2 separate regions of the Homo sapiens genome follow, and region 1 is linked to region 2. Evidence: chromatin loops called from intact Hi-C (ENCODE). Cell type or tissue: HepG2. All regions are shown on one strand. Links, peaks and the distances in the headings refer to the core of each region. The heading gives the core; the rest is flanking DNA. Region 1 has its middle 220 kb from the start of LINC00879. Region 2 has its middle 320 kb from the start of LINC00879.

The links. Hi-C counts contacts between places; a loop is a spot of excess contacts. Peaks named below come from ENCODE experiments on the same cell type or tissue, not always from the same donor. Only the 100,000 strongest peaks of a DNase experiment are listed, where the experiment ranks them.
Region 1: a loop joins it to region 2, with 2.0 times the contacts of the local background. A loop is called at or near these places in 2 of 110 quality-filtered maps.

Annotation. Positions count from the first base shown.
Region 1 is chr3:94,712,687-94,721,966 of GRCh38, reverse strand. No RefSeq gene overlaps it. Among named protein-coding and RNA genes, the nearest start is that of LINC00879, 220 kb to the left of the region's middle. In HepG2, for the core only: a CTCF peak has its summit at 5,133 (motif pointing right); no DNase peak of the experiment used is centred there.
Region 2 is chr3:94,612,018-94,621,297 of GRCh38, reverse strand. No RefSeq gene overlaps it. Among named protein-coding and RNA genes, the nearest start is that of LINC00879, 320 kb to the left of the region's middle. In HepG2, for the core only: no CTCF peak of the experiment used is centred there; a DNase peak (open chromatin) is centred at 4,257.

The DNA.
Region 1 (9,280 bases), core at 763-8,762, 100 kb before region 2:
TTATGATTTATTTTTTTCTCTATTCTTGAATGCTCATAGTCATAGAAAATATTTAGTTCAAATTTTAGTTCTTATCACTAATTCATATAAGTTCACTTGATGATAAATCCTGGTCTATCATTAGAAAATATGACATAATATTTATATAAAAGGAATACATAAAGTTCATTTGTAAAAGATGGAACATAAGAAAAATATAATAATTTTAAAATTAATAAAATGAATAATTTTAAGATTTTTTAAAACTCTATCAGCATCTTTCTCATTCCACTTAACATCTTCAACATTATGTTATACATAGCAAAGGCTATGTTTTATATCCTCTAAACCTTGTATTATTTAAATACACAGCAACTTGGACTTATTTACCTTCGTACCTTTTAACATGCCTATTGTGATACTCAGAATATGGTAAATATTCAGTTAAATAAAATATCATGGAAAGGAAAATAAAGAAGGAAAAAAGGGAAGAGGAAAGAGAAGTTGAAAGACTTGAAGACAATAAGAAAATGAAGAAAAGCTTCTAAATTAGAAATGTATTTTTTGATTAATATTTATTTTTACCACATAATTAGTTATTTCTGAACCCCACAAGTATTACTTTACACTAAACATCTGGGACTAGTTTTTAAAAAAGGAAGATATGGGTACTATCATATTTTGTAAATGCTCAATTTGTCAAAAAGAAAATTCTTAAAAATCAATTGAACAATGACTTTATAAGCTTTCCAAATACCACTTTTCTGCCATGAGATTCTTGAAAACAGCACGTCTAATTTTAAATAATTTTTACTGCTAAATTTTTCAACATAACAACCACAAATGCTAAAGAAATCAGAGTATCATGGTTTGGTAAGTAAAATATAACTTTTTTTAATTTAATAGGCACCCCAAACTTACATTTTAAAATTAAACTGTAAATCTTCCCCTAAATATTTGCTTTATTCTGAATATCCAAAATGACAATGATCACAACCTTATCCTCCTTAAAATTTGGAAATACTTAAAATGCTCACCTTTCTTCTGACCTATAATTAATATGTCTGGAAATCTGGTGAGCTCTACTGAAGAATGCCCAGGATCAGAGCATTTGTCAACAATTTCCACTGCAACCATCACCCTACAATAAGCCATTACCATTTTTTTCTTGAATTAGTTGCAAAAGCTTTTTAGCTTGTCCCCAGTCTATTCTCAATTTAGTTTTAGTCTTTTAAAAACAAGGATTATGTCACCTTTTTCTTTAACAGTCTTCAGAGGCACCTATCTCACTGAGAGTAAAAACCAAAGGTCTTCCAAAGGCCTCCAAAGCTCTACTCAACCTGCAAGCACTGTATCCACCACCCCACCCTTCTCTCTTCCTATCACCTCCCAGCCATGCACTATCCTAGCAATACTGGCCTCAACATTACCCCTGAAAAATTCTAAACATTCTCTCACTGTGGGGATTCTATTTAGGGACTCCTAAATAGTTCAAAAGTGATTCAACTGTGTGTAGTATGTGGGAAATAATGGAATGATTAAATATTTGGTGGACATATGAATGAATAAATAAATGAATGAACTCAATGTCAGATATGTTCACATTACTTTTGAATCAGTCTAACCTGAGTATCTTTGCATTTTAAATAATAGCATATATTATATTGTACATTTCATCTTTTGTTAAAGAGTTTTTAATTTTAGATAATGACATTAGTTATGCTTCAATAGTGTATTCAAAACCGGAATATAAACTACTTTTAAATTAATGTCAATATTGGTCTCATTCACACAGTTCTCATTGATGCCTTACACACATAACTTTCCCACACCTTGATCAAAACTTCAGTATCTGTGTCATTTCTTTCGTTCTAATTTGGATTGAGGTCTCTCTTTTCCAAAATAGCCACTTTCTAGGATAACCATGACCTAGGGGAAATTTAAATTTAGGTGTGTGTATCATGTGTGACACAATGAGCAAAGGAAATCAAAATGGATGAAACAAAAGATATTTATTACTCACAGGTCCAGAGAGGTTACAGGTGCAGACTGGAGGCTGACAGAAAGTTTGGAAGCAGCAAGGAGCTCAGCCAGTGGGTGGAGAGTGAGATACAGACAACCTGTGGGTACATGGGCATTATCCCTAAGGCTTTCTGAAGCGGGTTGTAGACTGGCTAGTTTAAAAGATGTGTGGCAGGGGGGTAATTACTTTTTTACATGGCTCCCATGTTAAACACTAGGCTATATTGTGGTCAGTAGCTGTGAGGTGTGTTGGGTTTTGGGTCAGTGAGTTGAGTGGGCTATATCAAAAACCACCCAGGATGGAGAAGTTTTAACATGGCCAAAGTAATGGGATATAACTCTATTTCAAATAGCTTATGGCTAGACTAAAATGCATGCGAAGGCAGCAAGTATATAAATTTATGCAAGCCATTATGGTAAATTTTAACTTATTTGACACTGTCTATGTACAACTATTTGAGTACTATCACAATTCACTTTCACCTATTTTATTAAGGTCTTCAAAGTTTATTTTCACATAATATAAACTCTCGTTCTTTGAAAAAGAATGTTCTATGATATAGCTATAAAAATTGCTTTCCTATATACATTAATTATTCCATTCTTCTTGTCTAAAAGTTTTCCCCTTATTTTCCCTTGCCCATTTATTTCAGTGCAACTCAGACTTGAAATCCCAAATACCTCTTCTTCCGTATGGCCGTCACCATCTCTTTCTCCAGGAAACTTCCTTTCTTCTCAAATCTTCCTCTACTAACTTTAGTCAAGTTTCTACCTCCAGATATACTTAGTATATCTTGTTTTGTAGATAATTTATATTTTATAAATATAGTTTTTTTCCAGTAGATAAAGCATCTAAGATCAAGTACCTAGTTGAATTTGCTGTTTCCAAACATCCAACAGATATTAATTTTCAGGATTTAAGAACAAAATGGGAATTCCCATGAATTCTTAGGAACTCCTGAAATCTTGAATTTTTCTGCATTTTGCGGTATTTATAAATAGAACAATAGTACCTAGTATGTTAGTACTATTTATAGTAGTAGTATTTCTTACTATTTTAGTGGGATTTAATTGTATTTACTAACAATTATAACCTATAGCAAAAATTCAAATACAGGAAAATATCAGTGACCATTCCGTCTTTGAATAACATAAAGTTCTGATCTCCTAGCAAAGCAACAAACAGCAAGATACAAAATAATGTGCCGAAATTGCCAATTTAAGTACTTATTTAGGATCCTAAACTTATTATTTCTTAGAATACCACTCATATGATTAGTACAAGTGCAATATATATGTGTATATGTATTATAGATAGCGACAGACATGAGTGTACACTTTGCAAGAATGACTTACCATTATCAACAGAGAATCTCACAAATTTACACTTATACCATAGTAGCAGCTACAAGTAACTTAGACCATGACAGATCCTTCCCTATATGTTTCTGTTCCAGTTCCTGGAAATCTTGACCTTCATTTTCAATGGATGTCAGTATTTTCTGCTCTTGCTATTCACTTGCTATTAGCTAATTCCTTCAATTCAGTAAAGTCTCTACATTTATACTTATGCCTTAGTTCTCACACGAGAATTACTGATAATTTTTCTTATTTTCTCAATTTGTCAACTGTTTGTTATCAAGATTTGGAATTTAGAAGAACATATACATTTTTTAAGAAAAGCCAGGAAGATGTTCCTGCACAAACATTCTAGTTGGATTGATATATTCATTCACCTACAAATATTATTTAAGCGTCTAATATGTGTCATTCAGTAGGAATGATATTGGAGATGAAAGAATGGGCAAGATAGGCATTGCATAGTCCCGTATGGAGTTTATGTTCCAGCTTAAAAGACTAGCAGTTAATATAGTGCAGTGAGTTATGAAAGGAATATAATTGGAGAGATGCTGAATGTTGTAACAACACACATATTAGGAGTTCAGTATTTCTTTGTATTCAAATAAAATATAAGCAAGGGCTAGTTAAGTAGGCTGATGACAATATTAGGCATTTACATGAGTAAACATAGAAAATTTGAATTAAGAGCTAGTGCAGGAGACATACACATTTGCATTATCATAGTATTAACTATTTCTCAAACAGCATGTCTTTCATTCTTCTATGAGATCCAAATAAAACTGTTTGTGGTACATTATTTCATTTTAAAATAATGCCATTCACAGGTGATTTACTTACAGTTCATTACTAGATACCTATCCAGTAAGAGAGCTAAGTGAATTTCTCATAAATAGAGCATGGGAGTGGTGCTCAGTCAGGGCAATCAAAATCGATATTCAGTCTCTTAAAAAAAAAACAGAAACTTTTAAGTTACTCTGATTTAGGAAGTAGTAACACATCTTTAGAGTAAAAACAATATTCAAATTTATCAATATGAATGATTTAGAGTTTAATGAATTATATATTTAACTTTTACTGAAGTATAGCATACAACTAAAAGAGTACAAAATTATGAGTTCAACTCAAACACTTTGTACTAAGTGAGCATACCCATGAAAATAGCACCTGCATCAAAAAATATAACATTACAGGTAACTAAATCTCCCTTGTATTTACTTCCAATCACTATTCCTCATGTAATAATAACCAATATCATTAATTCTATTAGTAATAGATGGTTTTGCCTATCAAAAAATAATATTATTTATGCCTCACCTCTTTCTCTTAATAAAATTTTTTTATTATTATTCTACATTCCTGTTATAGCAGTCATTCATTCATTCTCATTGCTATTTAGTGTTTTGTTTTATTAACTATGACATAATTTATTTATCCATTACCCTGTTGATGGACTCCTGGGTTTTCTCCAGTTCTGGACATTAGGAATGGTGTTCTTATGAACATTCTTATGAATATATTTTATGGATAAATAAACACATTTCTGTTTGTAAGTGTCTTTTAGATTAAAATATTTGGTAGTGAACTAAGATGGTTACAGTCAGTTTTCTCAGACAACAGTGAAACATACTGAAGGCCTTTATTACTGATTGAACCCTATATTCCATTTTCAAAACTTTCTGAGGTTTTTGAGTATACACAGCTTGAGTATGACCCAAGGCCAAATAGCAGCTTTTCCAAATCCTGGCAGAAGTCTGGATTTGAACCAGAACCAGAATCACCTCCAGGTGGCAGGGCATTAAAGGCAACATTTAATAAGCCTTCCTCCTCAGTTGTTTGACATTTTGTCAGAAATCAGAGTCCAGGAAGCAACATAGAGAATATAAAAGGCAAAAATCAAAGATATTTTGTGTTTTTTAACTTTAGAAAAAGAAAATCAAATAAGGTACTAAATCACTTGAGCCCTCAGGCCAAGCTCAGGATAGAAACTTGAAAAAGTTAATGCATTTTCTTCACAATTGTTAAAGGTACGTTGATTGATGATTAATCTGTCAGAATCAATGTAATTACTTTATGACTAGACAACTGTCACTAGGGCAGAGCTTCTTATAGTTCTAAAAAGAAGTCAAAAGAGAGTCTAAGGAATTCAACTTCTGAAAATTACTACACTTTTCTCTTTTGACTACACACACGGAGACACAAATATACACAAAGAAATAGTTTGAAATACTAAAGAAAATTACTTGGACATTTTTTAGATTTTGAATGCTAACCAAGCTCTCGTTCAGTTTCATTAGTATTTGCGGAATCCAAACCAGGAAAACAGACAGAAAAAGAAAACAAATACTGTTTAAAATAATCATCTGGCAGAAAACATGATAAATTTTGTAGGGGAGATTTTTTCTTTGTAGGTAAACCAGTATCTGAAGCTCCTGTCTATATTTTGGGGACTTGATAACTCTGCATAGGGGATAAAGCTTATATCAACGGTAGAGATGAAAATTTCCAAATACTCACTTTCCCAGTATCTTTCACAAATTGCATATGCATGTATGACCCAGATCTTACCAATCAGATCCAAATGCCCACCCTATATATGAATTAGGAAAAATGATGAATACTTCCTAGAGTTCAGGGAGGTGAAAGCAGAAAGAAGTTTACAAAGGAAGCACTGGTTACTCTGCTGTCAGAGCACCCAGGGTCCAATGTGGTGGTGGAAGTACTTGGAAGTTTGGGTGCCTGGTCCTGAGAGTCAAGGGATGCCCTTATTGAACGAGATCTGCAGTATAGTTTTGGACATAATCAGGCTGTTACAGTTTCTTAAATCTTAGCAATTATTTGAGCTACCTAATATCCTTTTGATAAATTCATTTTTTAGTAAATACAGCCAAAGTTATTTCTGTAGTTTGCAAGCTGGAACCATGGATCATGGGGTCAAGGTGATTGACAATTAAATTCAATTTTTTTAAATGTGAAAAATTATTTGGGAAATAAATCTTAATTTTATAATTCAAGATAATTTGTTTTTATTTTTTAGAGCATTACATGCTGCGTTATTTTTACCTGCTCTACCCCATCATCAAACATTCAATAAAAATTGATGATAAACTTAATATGACTGCTGACTGGAAGTTCCATTATAGGCTTGGTAAAAAAAAAAAAAAAAAAAAAAAAATCACTGCTATAGATAAAATGAAGCTTCATTATTACCTGGGGATTTGGTCTTGCATGTCTTTATTTTCTTCATTAGCTTAAAAAAACAGGCAGCTATTTCTAATATAAAATCCAAATAATTATAATAGCAATGTTTTCATTATATAACATAACAGACATTTTTCTATTTCCGTGTAGCTATGTTGTATGTACTTACAAAAGCCTACTTGGGGAGGTACACTGTTTTATAAAGAAATGTAAAGAAGACACTTGATCACATATGAAGAAAAGCGCCCTAATAGAGAATGAACAGGTAATCATCCACAAAAGAAAAATAGTTTCTCACAAATGAAAATGACATTTTTGACAGCTGAGGCCATGTAATTAGTAAATTTTTTAAAAGGCTACATTCAGATAGATTCTCTCCTTGCCCCATGGCAAGCTCTGTGGCAGCCAGGAAATAAGACTTTCTCCATTTCAAATTTCTTCTAAAATTAATTTTGCCTTAGAACTATACCTTTCAATGAATAAATAATGGATAGAGTGAGGTCCTAAACATATCTCAATGCATTTTTAAAAGATCAAGAGAGGTCAGGGAACACGAGTATCTGAAAATATCAACTAGTTATAATATCATTATTTCTCAGACAACAGATCCTCGTAGCTCCATCAGTTATATGTGACTGCTCTGGTACCAGAGGAGAATTGTGTGTTAATAAGTTTATGTTTATGAAGTAAATAATGGTTCTGTAAAAGTATATTCTCTGGTGAAATTAAGGAATGCCAGGAACAAATATCTTCTTCCTGAGGCAAGGTAATTCCCCTGAGTAAATAAATATACCTACAGCAGTGAAGACAAATTATGATGACATTTTACAACACAGAGAAGGAGCTTCCTTTAAAATGTAAGATTTGCACAAATCCTTTAGAAAAGCCATTGAAAAGGTCAACTTGTTGTAATCCACTGTTTTTTTGGCTACAGAGCAGTGACAAATTGGTGTATTGTAATCAGTCATGAGGATGTGTTACAGGTAATTTGTTATAAACAATATTTAAAGTACTGCAGTGTGGGAATGATTCACTTTTTATGAATTACAGTCTGGTCAAGGTTATTCCCATAAATAACATTACTCTCACATCTCAAACACCATCTAGAGAAGGACTGTATCTTTCATGGGAATTTTATTCTTCATATGTGGTATTTGGGAAGAAATGTTGAGAACTGCAGAATTTTAGCTTCATTTAATAAATAAAGGATGTTAAGGAAGTAAATAATCTAGCTTAAATGTTTTACTTTAGAAGTATTGAAAATAAAATTTTAAATAAATTTTAGTAAAGAGCAAAAATGTAGTTTCATGTAACAAAAAGAAAGAGAATTATTTATGCTAAATTCTAAATCAGAAATGGCTAATGTTGAAAAAATTAACTCATTACAAAGTAGAATTAGTTTAGTTTTGTTAAGACTGGCCATGGAGAATACTAAACAAATACATGATATGATGAAATCTGATGAATTATTAGATTAATTATAAGCAAAAGATAAAATAAAAAATTCTGCAAAGTTCAAAATTAATCAAAATTCTGATAAAACATGATTGTATTTTTTCTTATATTGTGAGATTATTAACTTTATAGCTACAATTGTCTATAATTGTGTCTACAACTTATTCAACTCTTTTACCTAGTAATTTGAAAATGCTATTCTTGCCCCTACATCAAAAATTAACAACTGGATTATGGAATGAGTCAATGACGGCATAGTTATTTAATGTTTCATAATCCACAGAAAACAAACAATAATAAAACAAAACAACAGAGAGAGAAACCAGATACCAAAAATTAGTAGACAACATCTACAACAAAAGTTGGCCATAAAGTATAATAATGAATCCTAAAATATAAGCAAGTGGGGGACAAATACCACCACTACTCCAAGACCAGTACAGTTTCATTATATGTGTAGGAGGAATCTGAGAACACAATGGAACATCTGACAGAAGTGGAAATAGAAGAACTCCCCAACAGCCACAGGTTGAATAACTGAAACACAATACACAACAGAAGAAGAATGGTAGCCTTTCTCCAGCCCCAAATCTAGTAAGCGTTAGGTAAATATCTTATGGTTAAGTTTGAAAGGCCTGGAGCAGTGTAACTCCTTTAAACTCCTAAAATCCTTCCCAGACAGGGGCCCAAACCAAGAGGAAACTGTTGGGCATGAAATAAAATTGATCAAGACAGGGACAATAGACAAAAGGAAGGAGAGGTTCATATAAAGATGAGGAATGGGAATAGAGCCAGAAAATTCAGAGAGCAAGCTACTTTTGAACAGTATATGAAATGAAAAAAGACAGACTTCTTTGAAGTTGCAAAAGTTAGCATGAACTACACTTTCCTCTAAAAGTTTAGAAAAATGAAATTCACAGAACAATTAAAAATAGAACATCCTGCACATGTACCCTAGAACTTAAAATAAAAATAAAAATTAAAAAAATCTAAAATATGCTTAATATTCTAAAGGCTAAATTACATAGGAATAAAAGAGAAAATAATACCCCTACATATAGTTATAGCATACAGAGTGACATACAAAAATCCACAAATCATATCAAAACTACAATCTACCATTTTAAACACATTAAATGCATCTAAAATAGAATAAGAAATGAAAAAAATTCAGAGTTGGAAGAAATTAAGCGACAGAACTCAAGAAAGAATTGGAAATAGAACAAAAACTCATTTTAGAAACAAAATTGAAACTAGAGGGAAC
Region 2 (9,280 bases), core at 835-8,834:
AAAGATAAGCAGTCTTAAAATCACAGAGACCTCCTCAGTAATTCTCTTATCTGGTTTTACCACAGATTCAAAGTAGCACATGGATTTGCTTGATAACTCTAACGTCTAGTCAATCATAAGACTCAAGTGATCAAGCAGTGACATGGCATTCTAAACCATCTGGAAAGATTTCTATTTCTCTGAGACCAAACTAAACCTGGGAGCTTTGCTGATTAATCAGAGAGAGATATCTAAAATGGGTATACACTGACTCCTGCAGATGTCTCTTTGTGGTATGGAAGTATAAAAGCTTTCTTTTGTTTTTGTTTTGTTTTGTTTTGTTTTGTTTGTTTTGTTTGAAGAGGTTAACGCGAATGTACTAGACTACTGGGATTTTACTTATATTACAGATGTCTCTTGGTTTTCATACTTTATTTATCTCCCAACTCCTGTTAGTCATGTCAAAACATGCAATTTAAAGGTAACATTTATTGAACTTTTATTATGATTCAATTATTCATTTAAAGATCTTAGCAGTTTAAATATATTAACTCATTGGATCCCTAAAATAACTATGTGGCAGTCACTATTACTAACCACATATTATGGTTAAGGGAAATTAAATACAAAGATGTCCTGAGTTACAAAGCTGGTAAATAGTAGAGCTCAGTTTAGACCCATATATTTTTCTCACACATTCATACGTATTCCTTTCTTTCACTATGTTAAGTGTCTGTGTGAAAGACAGTCCTTTGACTATCTTTCACTATATTTCCCTTTCTTTTTTCCCCTCCATTCAGTCCACAACATGAGACTTACAGACATATTTCTTTGCATATATGATGGTTTATCCTTCTCTTAGCAAGTACTTCATGGCACCCTACATGGACCTTCCTTTTTGTTATTCACAAAAAGCTAATGACTTTAAGAGGGTTTTTTTCCTTTACTCTCTACTAATTTCATTTTAGCTTAAATACGTTAGATTCACTATGAAAAATAAGAAAATTAATTCCAAGGGTATTGCCCATATAAGGAAAACACATATAAACTTTTGCCCAGGAAAAAAAAAAAGAAAAAATATACTACTTTCTTAATGTATTGGGAAGGTTGCAATAGCTTACCAAATAGCATTGAAAAATAAAGTGTTCCCCTGAAAACTTCCAGAACATAGCTTAAGGTACACCCAAATGATGGATGCTTATTTATACCGAGGATGTTTCTGAATTTTTCTTACTCCCTCTTTTCTACCATTAGATATTCTCTGTATCACAAGATTCAAGAGCCAGGTCGGACTTTTCAGCATGAACCACTCTCCATTGCTTCACCTTTCTCTAAATTAAACTGTTGACCTTCTGAATAGAGTTATTTTTTTCCCAAGTGGCTTGTCAAGAAAACTCCTGTGATAGATCAGGAATTAGTGCTTGTGACAAGTTGACGATAATATAGTCCTTGTCCAGGAATGTCATGTTTAATGCCTGAGTGAGTCATAATAAATTGAGAATCTCCTTCTGCCCTCCCCCCATCACTGCCAAGTGTTCCTGTAGGCTTAATCACTCACGCACCCATTGCTTAGGCAGTGACATGTAATTAAAATGGCATCATACAAATAGAATGAGAAAGTGTGAATTCCCATCAGAGGATAACAATTTGTAAAATATTGCAGTGCACATCTTGTTTGGTTTGTTTTACATTTTAATCAAGCTTGATAAAGGAAATGTTTATAAAAGAACTAATCTGTGCAAGTTCAAAGATGAATATCAACATATTTTTATAAGTGATTACATATACTATTTGTGTTCACTCAGCATTCAAATACAAAAAAAAATTATTGAGCATTTACTGAGTGCTAAGCCCTATATATGTACTATGGTCCTAAAACAATGTCATAATGATTATGTTTAGGTGGTCAAATTTCAGGTAATTTTAAATATATATTTAACTCCAATGTTCTACGATTACTTTTTGGAGTTATTGTTAAAATTACAATCCTCAAAATATAAAAATACACAGTTGTATCATTTACAATCTGTTAATGACTCCAAAGGGGGCAAAGATAAGTTAATATTTATCAGAGGGCAAAGATAAGTTAATATTTATCATCCATTTTATATTTTAACATGTGCCCCAGATGTGGTGGCACACACCTGTAATCCCAGCTACTCGGGAGGCTGAGGCAGGAGAATCGCTTGAACCCAGGAGGTGGAGGTTGCAGTGAGCCAAGATTGAGCCACTGCACTCCAGCCTGGGCAACAGAGCGGGACTCCATCTCAAAAAATAAAAAATAATAAAAATAATAAAAACACACACAGGACTGAGAGGCTCACACCTGTAATCCCAGCATTTTGGGAGGCTGAGGGGGGCGGATCACCTGAGGTCAGGAGTTCAAGACCAACCTGGCCAACATAATGAAACCCTGTCTCTACTAAAAAAAAAAAAAAAAAAAAAAAAAAAAAAAATCAAATGTGCCAAAAATAAGGACAACAATATGCATGTTTCTAAATAACAGTGATGCAGAAATAGGTTTCAGGCAGGGCTAAAACTCAGGTTTTTAATTTAAAAAAAGTGTACAGTGGGAAAATGATCCAAGTGTCACCTCTGATTGGGAACCCTGAGACTTTTATTCTCACTGGAGTTTTAGTCACTTTGAAATGAGGGAAAATTGTCCTTTCACGTATCTCCAGTAAACATTCAGTGAGCAAGTAGTCGATAGTCAGTTTCCTGATTATTTGAAAGGGGACAACAGAATATATAAATCCCTGTGAAAAGGGGAAAGGGAAGTTTTTGAAGGTTCTGATGGTGTCTTCAACCCCATCAGGTAGTCCTATTGGCAGAGGTAGCAGCTTGCTGAGACCTAAAGCAAAGGAATGTTTCCAATCTACCAGAAGTTACCATGTTTTCAGCTCTGTACAGCTGTCTCAGTGAGATTTTGTTGTTGTTAATCCTTTCTCAATGTTAGTGACTGTGTATCTTTTGGCTGTGAGTGTTCATATCTTTCCATCAGTTACATCACTATTGCATTGGGACAACAACCCACAAAAGATGTAACCTTTAGTTTTTGATTTGTTATCTGCATTAGCACCAAGAATCAAAAAAGTTCAAGCCTTTCAAATTATCAAACTTTATATATATATAAAATATATATTTTACATATAAATATATATTTTATATATATGTATGTATAGTGGATGATTATTGATTGCCTCCTCAGACTCATTCCCCACATTCTTTTTAAATAACCCTGATTTCCATTTTGGGAAGATAAATTTCCACCAAATCCTGCAGTGGCAGATTAGACTTATGCTAAGCCAATTAGACATTCCCTTCCTCTGGCCATCTTAATTAGGTCAAGGATAAGCATGAGATTGAATCCTATTCACTCAAAAGAAAATTTATGATGTTGCCTGGAAATACTGGAGAAAAAAAAGTCTTCTCATTCCTAAAATTATATAATGAGAAATTGAATAGTCCAGGAAATTTTAGAAGTGTTTAAGACTACAAAAAGATCCAGACTTGGTATAAAGCAGAGTGACAGAATTTTGTAGAAAGAGAGAGAGAGACAGAGAAATAAACAGCAAGAAAGAAAATGGGTTCCATTGTAAATAACTAAGTAGCTGAATGTTCTTTTCCTTGAAACAGAAACATCTAAATTTTACATAAATCAAAAATCTTATGTAAGGCTTTTTTGAAATTTCAAAGTATCCAGTAACCTTCATATAAAAGTGAAAATTTAAATCAGTACTAGATGGACATTCTTGAATCAAAGCTGGATAATATTTAACAAGGTGTGTTTGCTCTGTTCATGAATATTATGACCTTGCTCTTATGTTGACTATTGAATTTTTATTTTTTTGGCATACGGAAAGATATGTAATGCGTTAGAAGATCTATCATTGCCCCATTTCTCATTCACTTCACCTCTATCTCTGAGATGGCACAACTCCTTTTAGATATATTATGAGTTCTAATTTGGATAGAAGCTAGTGTTGCATTTTAAAACCTACTATCAGAAAAAGTCTTAACTGTGTTTAAATCTAAAACAACTTTTCTGTTGCTTATACATTTGTATATGTCTTTTGGGGATAAAATGCAGGCCAAAATGTTTCCTCCTTTCTGTAACTCCTCCTCACCTCCTACAATCAGCTAAAAAAAAAAATGACTCCTTTGTCTTGTTCGCTATGGCATGTGTTGAGTACCTAACACAGCATATTGTATTTATTTGTCTACATGACTGTCTGTCCTGGAATGTAAGTTGTTTGATGGTAGGGATTATGTCATATTTATCTAAATATTTCCAGGCCTTGGTATTGTTCCTGACACATAGTAAGCACTCAACAAATACTTGTTGAGCTCTGTTAAGAGTAAATCTACACAGTGAGGCCTGATATATCTGTTTTGGTTTGGTACACACAGTGAAGAAATTACCACGGCAACTCTTATGTTTTGCATTATAAGCATAGACTTTATGTTGTGCAAACACAGCCTAAGTTTAAATTTGTTATAATGTTTCAGGGGAAGAAAAAGGCAAAAACTGTGACCAGTGAAAGAAAGCTAGACCTCTACTTTTTTCTAAGATGTTCTATATAAAATTTATAACCAATAAAATTCCTCATTTGTACGTCTGAAAGGGATGTTACAATAAATTCATTATTTCTAATTGTTGGTCTCGTTCATGCACTATTTCGTGTAAGAAAATATTAAAAAAATTAAAATGTTTATTTGTATTCCGAAGCTCACTCGGAATACAAGAAAGAACAAAGATTTTGGGGAAATATGCTGCCCTTGGTTACGTTCAACAGTAGGGTATTGTTTACAAGGCATACAGTATCATTTCCGAATTCTATTATCACGGTTTTCTCAGCCTGGTAACAATTCTAAACTTGGTAGTAACACTGTAGTATGTAAAATATTAATGTTTCTCCTTAGACTATATAATATTTAAATCAAAAGGAAAAGATTATCTAGCTCTCGGGAGAGCAGATAAGGATATATAAGTAATTGGTTTTATTTCCAAGTTTTTCAGTATTGTTATGGCTTTCTCCAAAGAAGCACCTTGAATCCATTCATTCTTTTAATAGTGGAAATCACAGTAGTAATTGCTTTATTCCTTGTATCTCAAGCAAAGTGTAAGGATTAACATGCAGGAAGGCACACAGAGAGAAAAGTAGTAATTCAAAGATACCGATGTGGAGGCTAGTCCCGAAAGTGATCCCTTTTAAAATCACACCTCCTGGTATTCAGACCCTACCACATTGAAAATGGGATACCCCTGTGTATCCATAATATGAAAGTGGAAATGACACAATATGACTTGCAAAGTCATAAGAAGCTTTGAAGCTTCTCCTTTGGTCTCTTGGAAGGATTTCACAGGAGAAAGCCAGGGCCCTATAAGAAATCCTACCTCCCTGACAGGTTCCCATGTCAGTCATGAGGACAGACTGGATGGAGAGAGAGATGCCAGCACTTCATTCCCCAACCACTGTGGAATAGACACATGCTGCTCTTGCTAGTTCTCAGCCCAAATCCATAAATCCCCAAATTGTGAGTATAATAAAGTTGTTGTTGCTTCATACCACTAGGATTTAAGGTGTTTAAACAAAACAAAACAAACAGGACAACCAAAGAGATGAAAGAAACAAGTATCAATAATAAGTTTTAATCAAGATATTATTTTAGTGTCAGTGATTTTTCTCCGGTAGAGCATTCACTAATTATGTCCTTCTAGTCGTTTCTAAAGGAAGCTAATTTCTCAAAAGTTTGGCACATATGTTAGATCTGTTGACTCACCTAAACAGGAAATGAGGCTTCTAGGACACCTGAGGTATAACAGATGGCCTGCCAGATCCAATCAAGGCCTGTTCTTGCCTGCATAACAGGACTAGTGACCCCTGAAAATCAGCTTGTTGCAACAGGATTCAGTTATGTGTTCAACATTTCCCATTACTCTAGGAAATAAAGCAATTAATTAAGAAGAAACAAGATGATTTATTGAACCATGTGTGTGTGTGTATATATATATATATATATATGTATGTATGAATACACACATAAGCATCCTAAACATCTATACTCTGAATATTTCTAAATCCTCCTCATTTTAATATTAAAATACAGTGGTAATATTAATAGCTGGTCTATATCACCTATATTATGGGAAATACAGTACTCCATCCTTCTCTGCCAAAAAAAAAAAAGGAAGAAAGAAAAGGAAGGAAGAAAGGAAGAAAAAATAAAGAAAAGAAATAAGAAAATTTGATTAGACCTTTTATTGACCTCCTTATTTTGTCTGCAACAAATTATGTTGGAAATACTTAAAATGTCAGAGTAATCCTTGTGTATGTAAATAGCCATTTCCCTGTGCATGTGTTCAGTTAGTATCAATAAGTTATAACATCCTAGCACCTCATTAAAAATAAATATTTCACATATCTTCTAGGCTTTTCCAACATCTAACAGTAGATGAAAAAAAATCAATGATTAACAGGATATTTCACATTCTATCTATATTTAAGCATTAATAAATACATATTTAATGCTTAAATATAGATAGAATGTGAAATATCCTTTTAAGCATTAGTGCAACAATTACTTATTAACAACCTGGCATTTGCCATGTGCCGTGCTAGGAACTGAGGATACAGCCATTAATAATACAATGTCCTTGTCCTAATGGACTTTAGAGCCTAGCTTAAGAGTCAGATGTTACCCATATTCCATGAAGAAAAGGCTACAAAGTTAAGAGAAAAAGAAAACAAAAACAAAAACCAAGGAGCTTTGTAATTTGGAGGTCAGGGAAGGACTCCTGTAGAAATGACTTTCTGCTGCAATTCTGAAGGGTAAGTAAGATATCCTAGATCAAAGCAGCGGGGGAAGTGACTAGCGTTTTAGGCCAGGAAAGTGCATGTGAAAAGCCAGTATGCAGAGGAGAGCACAGAACACTTAAGAAAGTGAAGGAGGCCCAGGCTGACACGGGGAGGACATAGCAGTGCAAGACAGGTCTGTAGAAATGATCAGGGGCCATATCTTGCAGGGCCTGGTAGAACCTATTAAGGATTTACTTTTGTTCTGTAAGAAATGTGAGGCATTATAGCATTTTAGGCAGATAAATAACATGACGAAATTTGGAATTCAAAATGCAGTGTTATTGGCCATGTTGTGGGAAATTGATTGTAATAAGTATATAATTTAGGAGGTTACTGCAATAGCTCATGTGATAAGTGGTGTTAGCTTCTAATATGTGTTAATGGAAGACATGGAAATAAATTGATTGAGATAGGGTTGAGCACAGTCTTTTTCTTAAAGTTTTCTCTTCCTTTGAATTTTATGTCATTCTCCTGAGTTTACTCTATTTTCTTGGCCAAACTTTGCCAGTCTGTCTTCTGGCTCAGCCTCTTTTACCTAGCCTTTGAATGTCAAAGTACTCAAGGTCTTTTCTTCTCATTCTATATTCTCCTCCGAAGAGCATTCGTCTATACTATAGCTTCGGTCACCACCAATACAATGGCTTCTAAATACTTATGCCCAGCTCTGACCACTCCTCTGAGTTTGGGACTTATATATTCAATTACTGATTTCATATCTCTAGTTGGATGATGCAACATCATCCAACTACAAGATGGATGGTGTACCAAAATATTCCCACATCAAACCTAGTCTTCCTCCAGAGTTCTTTATTCTAACCAACAGATACTCTTATGTTTACAGTTTCTCAAACTCAAACCCTTTCACACCTTTCTATTCTACTTTTCACATCTAATTCAGCACAAAAAGCAGATATTTCTACCTCATATTAATATTACAGTTGAGAAAACTGTGATTCACAGATGTTAAGAAACTTGACCAAAACTGTACAGCTAGACTGCATCAGAATCTTGCCTGTTTGATGCTTGAATCAGCATACATTCCACTACACTATCTGAGATGTTCAGGAGTTTCCCAATTATCCCTTTCCTATCCCATCAGCAGACGCCCACCCTATGCCAGATTTCTCCTTATATATCACTTTGCCTGTTCTATAAACTCTTTTTATCATTCATCCTGAAAATCTAAAAAGTCTTTGGGTTTGCTCATTACATCAGCCCCCATCGAAAGCTAGGAGAAGTTTGAAAGCAGCCATGAGCATTGCTCTGATTCATTCTGTGCATATAATAACCCTGAAGTACATTGCCAGTGGTCATGTTTAAACCCCTTCCCTTGATTTATTGTGGATCACGACATGACGTCTAACTTGCTATTCGCATTATTAATAAGACTGTCCTTGCTGAAAACATTCCCTAAAACCCTTTCCCAACGAACTGCATTTTGCCTGAATACATGGTTTCTTTATGGTTCTTGGTGAGCTTCCAAAGGTAAAACTAGATTGTTTTCTTTGTTACAAAAACTTGGGTCTCATGAAGCCAGTCTCTATAGGGCTACACAGACAAACAGACATGTATAGATAGACAGCAGGACTGGGGATGTCAAGGGTCATTTCTGAGGGGAAAAAACATCCTCTCTGATTCATACAGTTGTTCGGCCAGACAAATTTCTATTCAAAAACCAAATAAATGAATTTGGAGCACTTGGAAGAAAGCCTGTGAATGCTGTACAGCTAATTTCCCAAGATAATAGCAGGCATTGTGTCATGTTTGTTTGGTCTTTAACACACACACACAACACACACACACACACAAAGTGTTCTTATTTTTAGGTTTTATATTGTAGCAAAGATGGTTAAATGAAAAGTGACTGCCTTATTTTGCTGAAAGGGAAAAAAGGATACAGGTTTTTAATTTTCTTTCATGAATTGAAAACTATTTCAAAATATGGAATACTTCAAAATATAATAGAAAGGAAGTGAACAGAGGCCTTAAACTGCTATCTCTCTTTGTTTTGACATATCCACAATAGGACATGGCATTCAGTATATCTTACAACGGTGAAACAGAAGAATACAGTAGTAATGGACAGTGCTTAACACAGTCTGTCTCATTTTTCAAGACAGAAATGTCCTGTAGAATGAGTTTAAAGAAATGAAATTTTGTAAAAAGGAAATGGAAGGGAAAAATTGGGCATAAACTGTGACCCTTTCAAGTTTCTGTAGCTGTAAGGCAGACGGAAGAAAAAGGAAATAAAAGAAGAAAAAATAAATAAGTCTATAGCAAATTGGTTGGCAAGCCACCTGTTTAAAGAGAGAAAATATTTGAGCAAGAGCTATACTGGCAATTATCTGGATGGTGATTACTTGGAACAAGGTTTCAAAATGAACAAAAGAGAAAAGACTAAAGGCTAATAAATAAGATTGGAAAACTAAAGAAAAGAAGGA